Linked DNA regions of Homo sapiens: region 1 is linked to region 2. The links are chromatin contacts, found by Hi-C or POLR2A ChIA-PET in ENCODE. All regions are on one chromosome and are shown on one strand. The core of a region is the stretch at or near the end of the contact, and the rest is flanking DNA. Distances in the headings are between cores, read along the strand shown.

Region 1 (3,754 bases), core at 997-3,496, 140 kb after region 2:
GTTAAAACCACGTGAGCATATACTCTAAGTAAATTATAGTATATCTAAATTTAGAGAACTCACAACTAGATTCCTGTAACAGCAAGAAACAGCAAAGAATAAGGAAACCCAGTAATGACCCCATGCCCCTCCTGCTTTCCTGAAGGGTGGCTGCCATGACACATAAAGGGGAGTTGCTCTGTGTTGGCTACAGAAAATGAGAACCCCACCTGAGACTTCACAGGCAATGCAAAGGTCATGGGGTGCGCTCCATATGCCAATCAGTCATTATTGATTAAAACAAAGATGAGACCAGGTGCAGTGGCTCACACCTGTAATCCCAGCACGTTGGGAGGCCAAGGCAGGTGGATCACTTGAGGTCGGGAGTTCTAGACCAGCCTGACCAACATGGAGAAACCCTGTTTCTACTAAAAATACAAAATTAGCAAGGCATGGTGGCGCATGCCTGTAATCCCAGCTACTTGAGAGGCCGAGGCAGGAGAATCGCTTGAACCCACGAGGCAGAGTTTGTGGCGTGACCTGTGTCACACCACAGAGATCACACCATTGCACTCCAGCCTGGGCAACAAGAGTGAAACTCCATCTCAAAAACAAACAAAAAAAGATGAGTACCCAACTTTTAAAAACTACAACGGCATCCATGGAGTAATAGTGCTTTCCATTATATCTCAAATAAATGACACTTCAAGGACTGTCTTCCTAATCGTTCATAGTATCTTCTACACAGTAAGGCAAATTCTACCACCTGTAACCTATACACAGTAAGCTTGATTCCCTAAAGAGAAGGAGCTGTGGAATTGGAGACCATCATCTGTGCAGGTGCATGAGCTGACACCTTGGTGTCACCCTGGGTGCAGAATTGGAGACCATCATCTGTGCAGGTGCATAACTAGGACATCTCGGATTCACCCTGGGAGCAGAATTGGAGACCATTATCTGTGCAGGTGCATAAGCTGGACATCTCGGAGTCACTCTGGGTGCAGAATCGGAGACTATCCTCTGTGCAGGTGCATAACTAGGACATCAAGGTCACCCTGATTTCCTCTCATGTTCCTCCATATTAACCCAACCTTCAGGTCCTATTGCTATTATCTTTTGAGCATTTCTCAAATCTCACTGGTACTGATTTTTTTTTTTTTTTTTTTGAGACACAGTCTCACTCTGTCGCCGAGGCTGGAGTGCAGTGGTATGATCTCAGGTCACGGCAACCTCCACCTCCCGGGTTCAAGAGATTCTCCCACCTCAGCCTCTGGAATAGCTGGGATTACAGGCATGCACCACCATGCCTGGCTAATTTTTGTATTTTTCATAGAGATGGGGTTTCGCCATGTTGGCCACACTGGTCTTGAACTCCTGAACTCAAGTGATCTGCCCGCCTCGGCCTCCCAAAGTGCTGGGACTACAGGCATGAGCCACAGCACCCAGCCCTGACAGATATCTCTTAAGTACACATCAGTTTCAGGCATTCAGGGTTGTTTGGACTCCCCCACTTTCAGCCCATGCTCCATGCTGCTGCTAAAGTGATCTTCAAACCCTGACTGGCCCCCACTGTCCCTTCACCTAAAATATTCTAGTGGATCCCATCATCTTCAGGATCAAGTCCAAATTCCCGAGCGTGATGCACAAGATGCTATAACCCAGCCGCTCCTACCTAACTTCTTGCCGTTCCCCAAATGTGTCACACTCCCTCATCTTCCTTCAAAATATAGAAGCCAGGCAGTATTTCAGGTGCTTGGCCTACACGAATGAACAGAACAGAGATCCTGGCCTGTGTGGACCTCGTATTCTTATGGAAGAAAGTGAGAGGTGGGGAGGTGGATGGTGGAAGAATGGCTGAGTAGTGGGGTAAATGGATGAAATGTTTGATAGATGGACGGATGGTGGACGTAAATGGATGCTTGATAGGTAAGTAGATGATTGGCGAATATGTAGACAGATGCAGAGAGGTTGATAAATGGATGGATGATTGACAGGTAGGTAAATAACGAATACACAGACATGCAGATAGACAGAGTATCATGTGGTTATAATGGCGATGGAGACATGAGTCAGGATGGGGAACGGGAGAGATTGTGTGTGAAGAGGCGCCATATTTCACAATTTTACAAAAACAGGAGAAATGAACCGTGCTTCTCACGTTGGGTCTAGCTTCCCCTCCAGAGCAGAGCCTGCAGACTCTGAGCTGAAGTGTCGGTCTCCTCCACCCATCCTGCCACTCTCAGCCACCCCCTCTGCCATGTGCCTCTCTCTTCCACACCTTCCTGCCTTTGAAGAGGTGAGGTAAGGTGCACGGATGAACAGAAAACGCACCCCAAGCCAAGAGATAACCATCTCCTACTACACCCACCTCTCTCAGGCTTTTATCAAGAGAGAAGACCGTGAGACAACCACAACCCGCCATGCTTATCTCGTGGAGTAGCTGGGATTGTGAAGATGGCATGATCCGAAGGTAAACACAGGGTTTATCAACACCCCTGCAGCATCGTGGAGAGAGAGAGAATGTAGGAAACACGCAGTGGCGACTGACGCGGATCTCCTGTGTGGTAAGATGGCCGGCCAAAGATGGGCTTGCATCCTCCTGCGAGGAGCGACCCCGTGTGATCGTCAGCCATTGGACAGCCTCCCTGAACTTCAGTTTCCTCATCTATAAAATGGAAGATAGACCCCCACTGGCCTCTGTGAGAACTGAAGCCATGTGAACTCAGCCTGCGTGCATGTCTGGGTGTGTTGTGTGTTCACAGACAGGGTGTCTGCATGGCAGCACTGACACACAGTGAGGGAAGCGTTGGTCACAGGCTGACAGTACGCAGGTGCCTCCACACTCCTGAACTCGACAGGGGCCTCCGAGACACCCACATGAGTAAGAGAAGGTCTCAATATGTGTCGGGGCTTAAGACAGGTGTGAAACAACAGAGGGTGGATTTGGGAACAAATTCTCCTTCATTCCATCCGCACACATTTTCCTGGGTCACAGCCTCCTTGGAGAAGGCAGCAGGGGCGCCCAGGAGGTGGCACCAGCTTTTCATTCAGGCTCTCAGGTGTGTCCTCTTTTGCATGGGTGACACTCTCTGAGGCCATAAAATCTCCTCTCCAGAAAGAGGAGCAGAGCCAGGAGGCCAGGCAGACGGCAACTGAGGATGCAGAAGCAGCTAATCACATGAGCCTGCATGGACAGAGAGATTCATTACAGCACGACTGACACTCACAGGCTTCCTCGACCACCAGGTGAGTTCCGAGACTCACAGGCTTTCCTCGAACACCAGGTGAGTTCCGTCATCCCTTAGCCTCACTTTTTTCTTCTGACACAGAAGACAACAGTCACGACTTCACCTGCTTATCATGAAAGCTCCATGTGAGAACAATGTGAGGATGCCAGTGAAGGGCATTTGCAAAACAAAGGGATTCACGAATCGGGTCCATCACCAGCGATCGCCCCTACCCTCACCGGTGCCCTGGGAACTACAAAAGAATTCACAGGTAATTTTCTTTTAAAGAAGCAACTTTAACCTACATGTTGGAAAAACTCTCTCAGAATAATTCAAACATTAATCACAGCCTGAGTTTTTGTTGTTGTTGTTTTTGAGATGGAGTTTTGCTCTGTTGCCCAGGCTGGAGTGCAGTGGCGTGATCTCGGCTCACTGCAACCTCCGCCTCCCAGGTTCAAGCATTTCTCCTGCCTCAGCCTGATGAGTAGCTAGGACTACAGGTGCCCACCACCACGCCCGACAGCCTAAGTTTTCTGTTGCTAAATTAA
Region 2 (3,818 bases), core at 361-2,860:
AAAACATATGTAACATAACATTTACCATATTAACCACTTCTTTTCTTTTTTTCTGAGACAGAGTCTTACTTTGTCACCCAGGCTAGAGTGCAGTGGTGTGATCACAGCTCACTGTAGCCCTGACCTCATGGGCTCAAGTGATCCTCCCACTTCCCAAGTATCTGGGACTAGAGGCACGTACCACCATGACTGGGACTAGAGACTAGAGGCACATACCACCATGACTGGCTAACTTAAAACTTTTTTTGTGGAGATGGGGTCTCACTATGTTGCCCAAGCTGGTCTTGAACGCCTAGGTTCAAGCAATCCTCCTGCCTCGGACACCCAAAGTCATTTTAACCATTTCTAAGTGTCCCTGGAAGTGGCTTCCTCAAAAATACACATCAGCATTAATGATTTGCTCTGTCAGAATTGTCAGCACACAACGGGCTTGGGAACCCAGTGTGAATTCCTGGCCAGAGAATTTCAAATATACTTGTGAAAACTAAATATAGTTTCACCTCCCTCCTCATCACCATAAATAAGAAATCAACATTAAGAAAACACAAATCTTGACAGCAGAAACAAATAGAAAACCCAACTCATGATTTCCTAATTGCCCTTACCTCACTCAATACAGCAAATTTTGATTAATTGCTGTATTAGCCAAAATTGATTTTTGGCACTGGCAATAAATTCTGCTATGGACAAGACAAACCTACTTAAGAGCAGGTTGCTTATTCTCAAGACATTATTCTCTGAGAATGTTGGGAACCTGAGCTGTTCTTCAGATCTTAACTTCAAAAAGAATAAAAATAGACATTTTGGTAAGTAATACACATTCGCACATTAGCAATTTGATGATTTCAGATTACTAACCTGACAAAATATACCAACAACTGAAAACTCTCCTAACTTGGGAATTCAACAAGACAGGTTCATCTCACCTGGGGGTCCTGGGTCATACCCTGTCTGCCAGCAGGCATGCCATCCAGCCCAGGGTCTCCCTACACACTTGAGTTACTGCAATGAAGCACTTTATTATTTTTTATTGTTGAGACAGAGTCTCACTCCGTCGCCCAGGTTGGAGTGCAGTGGTGCATTCTTGGCTCAATGCAACCTCTGCCTCCTGGGTTCAAGTGATTCTCCTGCCTCATGCTCCTGAGTAGCTGGGATGACAGGCGTGTGCCACCACGCCAGGCTAATTTTTGTATTTTTAGCAGAGACGAGGTTTCATCATGTTGGCCAGGCTGGTCTCAAACTCCTGACCTCAAGTGATCCACCCACCTCAGCCTCCCAAAGTGCTGGGATTACCTGCATGAGCCACCGCACCCGGCCTATTCTTTTTAAAACACCCGTCGGCTTTATTTAGGTATACTTTGCATACCCTAAGTTTCACTCATTTTAAGCACAGAATGGCTTTTAATAAAATTGAAGAGTTGTAAAATGGTCACTACTCTAGAACATTCCCATCACCTGAAAGGGATCCCGTGTCCATCTGCAGTCAGTCCCATTTCCAGCCCTAGCCCCAGTCATCATTCTACTTTGTTTACAAATTTGCCTTTTCTGGACACTGCCTACCACACAGCCACACTTCCCTCCCTCAGCAGGTGCTTCTGAGCTCATCCTGTGCAGAAGCACCCACCATGTGGACGTGGCAGGCGTCACCTGTTCAGTCACCTGCTAGCGGATACCTGGATTGTTTCCTTGTGTTGACCGAGGTTCCAGGGAACTTACACCAAGTCTCTGAGTGGATGTTCGCTTTCCTTTCTCCTAGGAGTGCAGCTGCTGAGTCAATGCAGCAAGTCTGCTTAATTAAGATCATGCCAAACAGTGGCTTCCCCATTTTACATTCCCACTATCAATGTATGAGAATTCGTTTTTCCACCTTCTTGGTTACTGTTGCTTTGCAGTGTAAGTTTTGAAGTCAGAAAACACGAGCTCTCCAACTTTATTTCCTGTGTTTTCGGTGACAGCATTCTAGTGGGTGTGAAGTGGTATCTCACTGTGGTTTTAATTTGCATTTCCCTAATTAACGCTAGGTATCTTTTCACGTCCTTATTGGCCATTTGTATGTCTTCTTCTGGTGAGATATCTATTCAGATCTCTTGCCCGTGTTTATGTTGCTTGTTTCTGAGTTTTGAGTGTTTATTACATAGGCTGGGTGCAGTGGCTCACGCCTGTAATCCCAGCACTTTGGGAGGCTGAAGCGGGCAGATTACTTGAGGTAAGGAGTTCAAGACCAGCCTGGCCAACATGGCAAAACACTGTCTCTACTAAAAATACAAAAAAAATAGCCAGGTGTGGTGGTGCATGCCTGTACTTCCAGCTACTTGGGAGGCTGAGGCAGGAGAATCACTTGAACCTTGGAGGCAGAGGTGGCAGTAAGCTGAGATCAAGCTACTGCACTCCAGCCCGGGTGACAGAGCAAGACTGTCTCAAAAAAAAAAAAAAAAAAAAAGAAAAAATTTATTACATAGGTGCTTAGAAGTGCTTCATGAGATTTATAATTTGCAAATATTTTTTCCCAGACTGTGGCTTGTCTTTCTACTTAATTCTGTCTTTTGATATACAAAAGTTTTAAATTTTGTTCCAGTCCAGTTTATCAGTATTTATGTAGTATACCTTTGATGAACTCTGTGCCTAACCAAGATTATGAAAATTTACTCCTGTGTTTTCTAAAATTTTTATAATTTTTGCTCTTACATTAAGATCTATGATCCACTTGAACTAACTTAGGTATATGACGTTGAGTCAAGGTTTAATCTTTTTTCCTTTTCATGTGAATGTCCGAATTTCCCAGCATCTGTTGTTGGAAAAACTTTTCTTCATTGAATTGCTCGGGTAACTCTATTAAAAAATTATTTGACCATAAATATAAGGGTTTATTTCTGGACTCTCAATTCTGTTTCTCATATATATAATCACTCTATCTCAATGCCAGTACATTGTTCTGGTTATTGCAGCTTTGCAATATTTTTGAAATCAGGAATGAGAAGTTCTGAATTCTCCAATTTTGTTAACCTATTTTAAAACTGCTTTCACTATTGTGGGTCCTTTATATTTACTTCAGGATATTATCAATTTCTGCCCCAAAAAACCCCCAAAAAATAGCCTGCCAAGATTTTGGTAGGAATTACATTGAACCTATAAAGCAATGTGGGGAGAACTACCATTTTAATAATATTGAATCTTCCAATACATGAATACAGGCTATCTGACACAATTTTTAAAAACAGGTGTAATCTTAAAAAATATTTTGAAACAATACCATTATACTCATATGTCTCAGATAAACAATCCTCTATGACAGAAGAAAGCTTTAGGATGAGGACACAAATTATTTGTGTTACTTAACTTTCAAACAATCACAAAGTTATAGAAAATGTACAAGTACGTTTAAAATAATTCTCTCTCCTTGGATTATCTAATGGTGAATCACTGACCTGATGCGTAATCCCAGACACTTCAGGGGGGATTTCCAACAAACAAGTCTATTTTCCTCCATAAACACCTAAGCCATCAAAATCAGAAAACCAACGCATTCCTCCTGTCCCAGCTCAGACCCTGTTCAAGTTTCTCTAGCCATCCCCAATTACCCAGTTTGCACAGGCACACTGCAAGAAAGTGGTCGGCTCTCAGCTTCCCGCTGCCCAGAGCGAGTTTCTGGATGTTTCCGTGACTCTCACGACACCAGGCTTTGGGAAGATTCTAGGCAGGTGCATTGTCCAATCAGTCCCCTAACTTGGGGGCTGGTGCTTCCACATGGGGAGATCCAGGACAGGCATCTTCGGCAGGAGTATCGCGGATGCGGCTCTCTTCATCCCACCCGCTGTGTG

Evidence for each region. Hi-C counts contacts between places; a loop is a spot of excess contacts on that map. ChIA-PET counts read pairs that join two places held with the same protein, here RNA polymerase II (POLR2A). Pooled maps may share reads with other maps.
Region 1: a loop to region 2 is called in a map of naive thymus-derived CD4-positive, alpha-beta T cell, with 7 times the contacts of the local background. The contact joins two enhancer-like sites. A Hi-C loop is called at or near these places in 3 of 168 maps with a recorded cell type or tissue (CD4-positive, alpha-beta memory T cell, chondrocyte and naive thymus-derived CD4-positive, alpha-beta T cell) and 9 of 50 pooled maps. POLR2A ChIA-PET finds 5 or more read pairs at or near these places in 5 of 52 experiments (CD4-positive, alpha-beta T cell, CD4-positive, alpha-beta memory T cell, activated CD4-positive, alpha-beta T cell and 2 more).

Annotation. Positions count from the first base shown.
Region 1 is chr10:468,190-471,943 of GRCh38, forward strand. All of the region lies in intron 3 of DIP2C (disco interacting protein 2 homolog C), which reads right to left. Among named protein-coding and RNA genes, the nearest start is that of DIP2C-AS2, 160 kb to the right of the region's middle. RefSeq lists an enhancer at 2,219-2,734. Within about 2 kb of position 2,247, at least 3 of the 41 ENCODE cell types and tissues checked have a DNase peak (open chromatin) inside an H3K27ac peak, as active enhancers do.
Region 2 is chr10:331,886-335,703 of GRCh38, forward strand. All of the region lies in intron 29 of DIP2C (disco interacting protein 2 homolog C), which reads right to left. LOC124902362 (a long non-coding RNA gene) reads right to left here. Exons shown (of 2, transcript XR_007062030.1): 2 at 3,140-3,818. Among named protein-coding and RNA genes, the nearest start is that of ZMYND11, 200 kb to the left of the region's middle. Within about 2 kb of position 1,611, at least 4 of the 41 ENCODE cell types and tissues checked have a DNase peak (open chromatin) inside an H3K27ac peak, as active enhancers do.